Regions from separate parts of the Homo sapiens genome. Here region 1 is linked to region 2. Evidence: read pairs that join two places in POLR2A ChIA-PET (ENCODE). Cell type or tissue: A673. All regions are shown on one strand. Region 1 overlaps LOC107985081 (a long non-coding RNA gene). Region 2 overlaps LINC02074 (long intergenic non-protein coding RNA 2074).

Region 1 (4,000 bases), 180 kb before region 2:
AGAGTTAGCCTCAACAATTATATCATATTATCTAGCTCTAATGCACTCAAGTAAGAAATTTAATAATAAAAATATACCCATTAAAAATCTATGTCTGGAAAGTTTACAATATCTAAGTACTGATGGCTTTAAAAAGGAGTTATAATGAAAATTTGAAAATAGAAATATGAATAACTGAATTATAAAATTATTTCATATAAAAATTTTGGGGGTGCAGCTAAAGCAGTATTTAGAGGAAAATATATAACTTTAGCTGCTTATATTAGAACTAAAGGCTCAAAATTAGTGACTTGAGCATTCCATTTAAAAAGTCAAAAGAATAGCAGAATAAACCCAATAAAAACAGAAAGAAGAAAATATTCAAGCTAAGAACAAAACTAAAGGCAAAAATAAAGTTCAATAAAAAGAAATGTCAAAACCAAAAATTGGTTCTTTGGAAAAAAAAAAAAAAAGCTTTTAAAATGACCATTCCTTAGCTAGCAAGATTACTCAGAAGAAAATAAACAGGATGGGGAGTGGAGAGAGAAAGAATGAAAAAATAAACAATATTAGGAACAATATTAAGAATTAAAAAGGGCTTATTACTGCAAAAGCTGCAATTATTAAACAGATGAGACGAGGTTAAGAAAAACTTTATGATAAATTTTAAAACTTAGATAAAAGTGGATAAATTCTAGAAAAATACAATTTATCAAAGAAGCAGTAGAAAACCTGGAGAGTCTAATGACCTTTAAAGAAATTGAATTATTAGATAAAAATCTTCCAGAAAAAAAAAAAAACTAGGTCCAAATGATTTATCAGCAATTTCTACAAAATGTTTTAGGAACTACTTTTCCAGGTCATAGAAAAAGAAGAAACCTGCCCCCATCAGTTTAAAAGATTAGCAAAATCTTAATTCCAAAACTTGACAAGGATGATATGGGCAAGAAAAATCAGTCTAATCTCATGCAAAAACTGCTTAGTAAGGATAGAATTGATCATTTTGCAGTAACAAATTTCAAAATGTCAGTGGTCTTGCACTATGGAGGTCTGGTTCTCTTCCATGTCACAGCCTGTTGCAGGACAGGCAGCTCCGCTCCAGGCAGTAACACAGGAACCCAGGCTGCTTCTCTTTTATGGCTATACCGCCTAGAACATGCGGCTTCCAAAGTTTCCACAAAAGGGGAAGTGCAGGCTGGAAAATCGTGGGATGATTTTAAGGTCCATGCAGAGAAGTGACTACACCATTGTTGAGGATTGACTTGTGTCCTCCAAAATTCAATTATTGAAGTCCTAACCCCGAGTACCTCAGAATGTGACTGAATTTGGAGATAGGGTCTCATGATGTTTTAAATTATTTAATTACCACTTTTAACAGGGTCTCACTATGTTTCCCAGACTGGTGTCAAACTACTGGGCTCAAGCAGTCCTCCCACCTCAGCCTCCTGAAGTGCTGGGATTACAAGCACGAGCCACCCCACCCAGCCCATAAAATATTTTTTATTTGTGACTTTTACATCTCTGTTCATGTGGCAGAAACCGCACAATGTGCTTAGCCCACCACTTCCTTTTCCTGGACATAAAGAAGTGGTAATTAAAATAAGTTCATAGGGGTGGGTGCTAATCCGATATGGCGGGTGTCCTTATAAGAAGAGATTAGGACACAGCTGTTCATGCATAGAGGAAAGACCATATGAAGACACAGCAAGAGGTCGGTCATCTGACAGCCAAGGAGAGGAGCCTCAGAAGAAACCAAATCTGCTGACCCTCTGATCCTGGACTTCCAGCTTCCAGAACTGTGAGAAAATTAACACCTATTGTTTAAGCTATTCTGTCTGTGGTATTTTGTTAGGGAAGCCCTGGCAAACTAATCCAATTATCATTCCCTTAGTAGGAACTCAGTCACATGGTCCCAATCTAACTGCAAAGGAGGCTGGCAGATTTGCTCTTCTTTATGTCCAGGACAAGGAAATGGTGGGCTAAGCACATTGTGTGGTTTCTGCCACATGAACAAATATGTAAAAGTCATGAACAAAAAATCTTTTATGGGCTGGGTGGAGTGGCTCATACCTGTAATCCCAGCACTTCAGGAGGCTAAGGTGGGAGGATTGCTTGAGCCCAGTAGTTCGAGACCAGTCTGGGAAACATAGTGAGACCCTGTTTTACAAAAAATAAAAAAATTAGCCGGGCTTTGTGGCACATGCCTGTAGTCCCAGCTACTCAGGAGGCTGAGGAGGGAGGATTGCTTGGCCCCAGGATGTCAAGGCTGCAGTGAGCAGTGATCACGTCACTGTACTCCAGCCTAGATGACATAGTGAGACCCTGTCTCAAAAAAAAAAAAAAAAAAAAAAAATTCATGAACCCATTAGAAATAAACCCAACAGAAAAATGAGCAAAAACATAAATAGGCATTTGCTAGAAAAGAAAGCAAAATGGCCCTTCACCATATGAAAAGCTGTGGCTCCCGGCTGCTACTCCAAGCGTGGCCTGCTTAGATCACAGTGGTATCCTTTGGGACATGTCTGTAATAAGGAAAATGAAAAGCAAAATCCTACAGAGATACCATCTCATACTTACCAGGTTGGTAAAATGTAAAAGTTTGTCAATACCAAGAGATGATGAAATGTGGGCCAACAGAAACTCTGGTCCTTCACTAGGGTAGAGTGGGAATGGGCATAACCATTTTGGAAAACAGTTTGCCTGTTCATTGTAAGATTTAATGCATGGTTACCTTAGGATCAACAACTCTACTTCTCAGTGTAAACCTAGGTACATAGAGCAGTGCTTATCAAACTCTAGCATGCATACAATTTTGCTAATATGCAAATTCTAATTCAGTAGATCTGGGATAGGACCCTGAAAATCTGCCACTGTTCTGAGGGCTACACTTGGAGTAGCAAACCTTGAGTTTCATAAATCCATATTCACAGCAATATTCATAATAGCTCAAACCCCAAATTTCCACCAGCAGTAGGCTGGGCAAATAAATTGCAGCATATTCATACACTGGAGTATTATTTAGAAGTGAGAATGAATGAACCACAAACACTCACATTAAAAATAGATGAATCCAACAAATATATTCTTGAGCAAAAGAAGCAAGGCACAGAAGAAAATATACAGTATGACTCCATTATATAAAGTTCAAAACTCAGGCAGAGCTAAATAATACCCAGGCACACCTAATTTTAGTGTGCTTCACAAATATTGCATTTAAAAAAAAAAATTAAAGGTTTCTGGCAACCCCGTGTCAAGCGAGTCTATCAGCATCATTTTTCCAACAGCATGTGCCCACTTTGTGTCTTGTTGTTATATTCTGATAATTTTCACAATATTTCAAACCTTTTCATCATTATATCTGTTATGGTGATCTGTGATCAATAATCTTCAAAGTCACCATTGTAATTGTTTTGTGGTGCCACAAACTGTGCCCATAAAAGATGGCAAACCTCATCAATAAATGTGTGTATTCTGCGTCCTCCACCGAGGAGCTGGTCCCTCATCTCTCTCCTTCTCCTCGGGTTCCCTTATTCCCTGAGACACAAAAATATTGAAATTAGGTCAATTAGTAACCCTAGGTGTTAGGGCAATTAATAATCCAAGTGTTCAAGTGAAAGGAAGAGCTGTACCTCTCCCATTTTAAGTCAAAAGCTAGAAATGATTAAGCTTAGTGAGGAAGGCCTGTCAAAAGCTGAGACAGGTCAAAAGCCAGGCCTCTTGCATCAAACAGCCAAGTTGTGAATGCAAAGGAAAAATTCTTGAAGGAAATTAAAAGGGCTACTCCAGTGAACATACTAGTGATAAGAAAGTGAAATGCAGCACTATTCACAATAGCAAAGACATAGAATCAACCTAGGTGTCCATGAACGCTGGATTGGATAAAGAAAATGTGGTTCATATATTCCATGGAATACCATGTGGTCATAAAAAAAAGGAACGAAGTCATGTCCTTTGCAGCAACATGAATGTAGCTGGAGGCCATTATCCTAAGTGAACAGAAAGAGAAAATCAAATACTGCAT
Region 2 (4,000 bases):
CCTCTCCTCTGTTACAGATTCATAGGACCTGGTCCGTGCAGAGAGCTTCACCCCAACACACATTCTCAAGTACGGCAGATAAACAGGTATTCCAGAACACACACACGCACAGGCATGTATGCACTTACACATGTGCACATATACACATGCACATATATACATACACAAACATGCATGCACACATGTATACACTGTCAAACTGCTCATAGAGATCCAAAGCTCCACTTGCACAGCCACACAATGAAACAAAACAATCCCACACTTCGTTCCTACTCTTAACTGCCAGAAAAGCTGGGGGTACCTTTCAGATGCCAGGGACAAAACCAGGAAGACAGGCGAGGCTCTTCTTCACCCACCTAAATTCCTTCCGACCATTTCTCAAAGACCCACAGCCCAGCCTTTTCATGCTGCTGCCCTTCACTCTTGCAGGGGACACTCATGGAGCCTGAGACTGCCAACCTCTTCCCCAAAGCCCACGAATAGAATATGGAAGGAAGGAAGGAAGGCTCTTAGACAAAGAGGTCAGGGTCCACTTCTCCGTTTGATCTCCCCAGCTGCAAAGGGGCAGTTCAGAGCTTGCTAGGCCTGCCTGGCAGGGGAGGGGAATGAAGGGGTGAGAAGTGAAGCAGGCAGCCAGCAGTGGCCAGCATCCTCTGCGGCATGAATATCAGGTCATGAAATGCAATTAGGGCTGCTTGTGCCTAACCTCCCTTCCTCTGCAGCTCCCCGTGACTTGGCAGACTATTTGGAGGACGTTCCAAGCTCCATTAGTTTAGCATCCTTTGACCTTGAGGGTCTGCTACTGAGCACACATCCAACTGGCTGCCTTCCATCTGCACTGGGGCAAGTAGGGACCAGGCTTTGTCACTTTTCTGAAGACCAAGCTCTTGGCTGAACCAGTCTCCTGAGGGTCTCCATCATCCTCCCAGGCTACAAGTGCCTCTTGTGTTTCGAGCTGGTGAGACCTCCTCTGCCCCCAAGCTCTATGGCACCAAGATGACCTGCAAGCCACTCCTCTCCTACAGAGTGGACTCCTCCACACGGGAAAGGGCTAAGCAGCTTCCAGCCTTTTGTGGAGTAGGTGTTTGATAAGAAGTATTGCATTCGTGGATGAATAAACGCACAGCCCTGGAGGAGAAGCCTCTTCATGCTCATCTCCTTTATTTTCTTCTTTCCTTCTCCTCCTGAAAGTCATATCCTCTCCTGCCTGTAAGCTCAGGTGCTGTGTTCTACCTGCTTGCCACACTACTCTACTGAGCAGGCTCCCGCTGCTCTGGAGGACACACTCCAGTATCTGTTCTTTGCTTTCTTCTCATGTCATTTCCTTTTCCTCAGGTCCACTCGGGAGGAGTTAAGATCAGGATTGGAGGAGGGGCCCTGCCGGTCCTTCCTCCTCCACACACTCCTCACCTCACCCCGCAGCTGGATAGAATAGTGCCTCTAGCTGGCCTCGCAGTGTCCGGCTGTCATCCACTCGACAGTCCCCAGGGTGCTTCCGGCCCAGGACGCCAGGCTCTGCACGGGGATCTCCACCCCACCAACCCCGCTTGTTTTCTGCACATCCATACCATCCTGGCTGAGTCTGAGAACTGGCCACAATGAAATGCATGACAGAAGAGGAAAGAGCCTTCCCCAAATTGTCAGACTGAGCCCCAGCCTCAAGTACAGAGAAGGGGATAAGAGAATTTCACCCTTGGGTCTTCTCAGCCAAAACCTTCTAGCACTGGAGGCAAGAGGAGGAGAAGACAAAGAAGAAGGGATCCTCTTTTCCCCCAAAACCCGGTGCTGACTTGAGCTTCCCCAGCCCTGCCTCCCAGGACAGCATCTCACCTTTCAGACCTCTCCCTACCACCTCCTTCCTGCCCACTTAGAAACCTGCTCTAGGTTAACCCTGGAAAGGAACAGGTAAGTAATTCATACTAGAGTGTGTATTACTAGAGTATGAATCACTCAACAAGAACTTGATACTCTCGCCCCAGGTGTGTCTTCCTGTGACAGGGGCTGATGTTTTCGACCTGGGAAGGCAAGTAACTTCCATCTCCCATGCCCGGTCTAGCTGGCCCCGGCTGCCTAGAGCACCCCGGGAAGACTAGGAAAGTCTTCTGAAGCCACCTCTGGGCTCAATGAGAAAGAGTACGCTGATCAATTGGTGATGTCTGCCATGGACACAGGATGGGGAGAGTCCTAGTAGGTTCACTCGGTATTTGACATTCCAGATTTAATTCAAAAGGACTTATGTAGTGAAATTCCAGAACTGTACATGAGCCCTGCTCTAATTAGGCCAATGAGGTGAGCAAAGGCTGGCTTGGCCAATCCTGGCTGTTTCTCCCACTCCCCACCTGCCGCAGTTGGCTAAACTGAAATCAGAGAGAAGGATGCTCTGCTGCAGCCACTGGGCTCCCAAAACCCATGCAAGGCACACTGGAAAGATGGGCAACCACTGGGGTCAAGCAAGGCTGAACTCTCTCTGGGCCAAAAACCGGGTATGGATGAGTGGCCATGGAAGAACTCTGCCCTTCTCCGTTCAAGGTCAGGGTTGGGTGAGGTATGTTTCTGATTTGATTCCTCCAGCCTGAACAGTGGTTCTCAGATGTCACCGCACATGGAATCACTTAGGAAGCTTTTTAAAAACAGATACCTGCGCTTCAGCCCCAGAAATGCTGGCTTAACTGGTCTGGGGTGCAGCCTGGGCTTACAGAAATGTTAAAATCTCCCTACGATTCTAATCTTTCAGCCAAGGTCGAGGCCACTGGGCTGAGTTTTGAGAAATCGTTTAGGCCAGTGTTTCTGAAACTAATATTCATTCAAATCACCTGGGATTGTGTTAAAATGAAAACTTTTATTAGACTGGGGTGAGGGCCCAGAGTCTTCATCTATAACAAGCTCCCCAGTGATACTGATGCTGCTGGTTCTAGGACCACACTTTCAGGAGGAAGGATTTAGGCCACTGGTTCTCAGAGTGCAGTCCCCTGACCTGGCAGCCTCAATATCACCTAGGAGCTCCTTAGAAATGCACCTTCTTGCGTTCTATCCCAACCTACTGACTTGGGAACTTGGGGGCACACACAAGTGTGGGAACCAATGGTCACTGAGAGGGGCCAGTCTCCTGCTTCCAGGACACACCTGTTCCCCAGGTCTGCAGGATGCCTTCAGAAGAGCCCTCTTAGATACAGCTCCCTTCCTGGTCCAGCCAGATGTGTGTTTGAGGGGTGGTGAGAACAAGTGTAAAGGAATTAATGAGTCCATATGTCAATTTTTGGCCAGGAATAAATGCACACAGTAAATGCACAAACGTCTAGTTTTCCAACCCTGAGGGAGAAGGAAAAAAGACACCTGAAAAACACCAGCAATGGAGAGATGAAATTCAATTCCAAACTAAAAATACACATAATTTATCATTATCTAGAAGGAGATTGGGTGAAGGCCATTAGCGGGTATTTTCTGGTTGATGCTGCTCTCAACAGCATGAGTGGCGAGCCAGAAGGGTTACTGCCCTACATTTCCCTTTGCTGCAGTTACGCAGCAACAACTCCAATGCACAGAAGGCCCCATGCTGCTTCCTCCCACCAGAAATGATTTCCCATTATCTAGTGGCTGGTGGGTAGAGGGCATCAGGGCTCCAAAGGTACCAGCCTCCTGAGGGGCAAAGCCACCTCTATTTCTCAGAAAAAGAACTTAAACCCAGCAGGGCTGCTGCAGACAGACTACCCCGGGGGCAGGGGCCCAGGGGTGGTAGCGGGGATGGAGTACTTTTCCACAGCGTCCTGGCATCCTGGGTCTGCCCAGGAAACTCTAGGGGCTTGGGCTTGGTGGAGAGGAAGCAGGAGCCTCCAGGATGACTGTGGCTGTCCCCACCTGTCCACTTCCTGGGATGCAAGGAGGCTTTGCAGAAGAATGTAAGTGCTGTTGCCCTGACAGGCAGATGTGAATCGGAACTAACCTCAGAATACAGGGGAAGAGCCCAAGAGAGGAAGTGGCAAGTTTCATGTACGCCAACATC

What was found. ChIA-PET counts read pairs that join two places held together with the same protein. Peaks named below come from ENCODE experiments on the same cell type or tissue, not always from the same donor. Only the 100,000 strongest peaks of a DNase experiment are listed, where the experiment ranks them.
Region 1: POLR2A ChIA-PET joins it to region 2 with 10 read pairs; 3 of 35 experiments call an interaction of 5 or more read pairs at or near these places.

What each region holds. Positions count from the first base shown.
Region 1 is chr17:73,923,144-73,927,143 of GRCh38, forward strand. All of the region lies in intron 2 of LOC107985081 (a long non-coding RNA gene), which reads left to right. It overlaps LOC105371888 (a long non-coding RNA gene), which reads right to left. Exons shown (of 6, transcript XR_934962.2): 6 at 2,413-3,513. Among named protein-coding and RNA genes, the nearest start is that of LINC00469, 97 kb to the left of the region's middle. In A673, no CTCF peak of the experiment used is centred here; DNase peaks (open chromatin) are centred at 1,698 and 1,878.
Region 2 is chr17:74,101,113-74,105,112 of GRCh38, forward strand. All of the region lies in intron 2 of LINC02074 (long intergenic non-protein coding RNA 2074), which reads right to left. Among named protein-coding and RNA genes, the nearest start is that of LINC02074, 9.8 kb to the right of the region's middle. In A673, no CTCF peak of the experiment used is centred here; no DNase peak of the experiment used is centred here; H3K27me3 peaks cover 578 bases.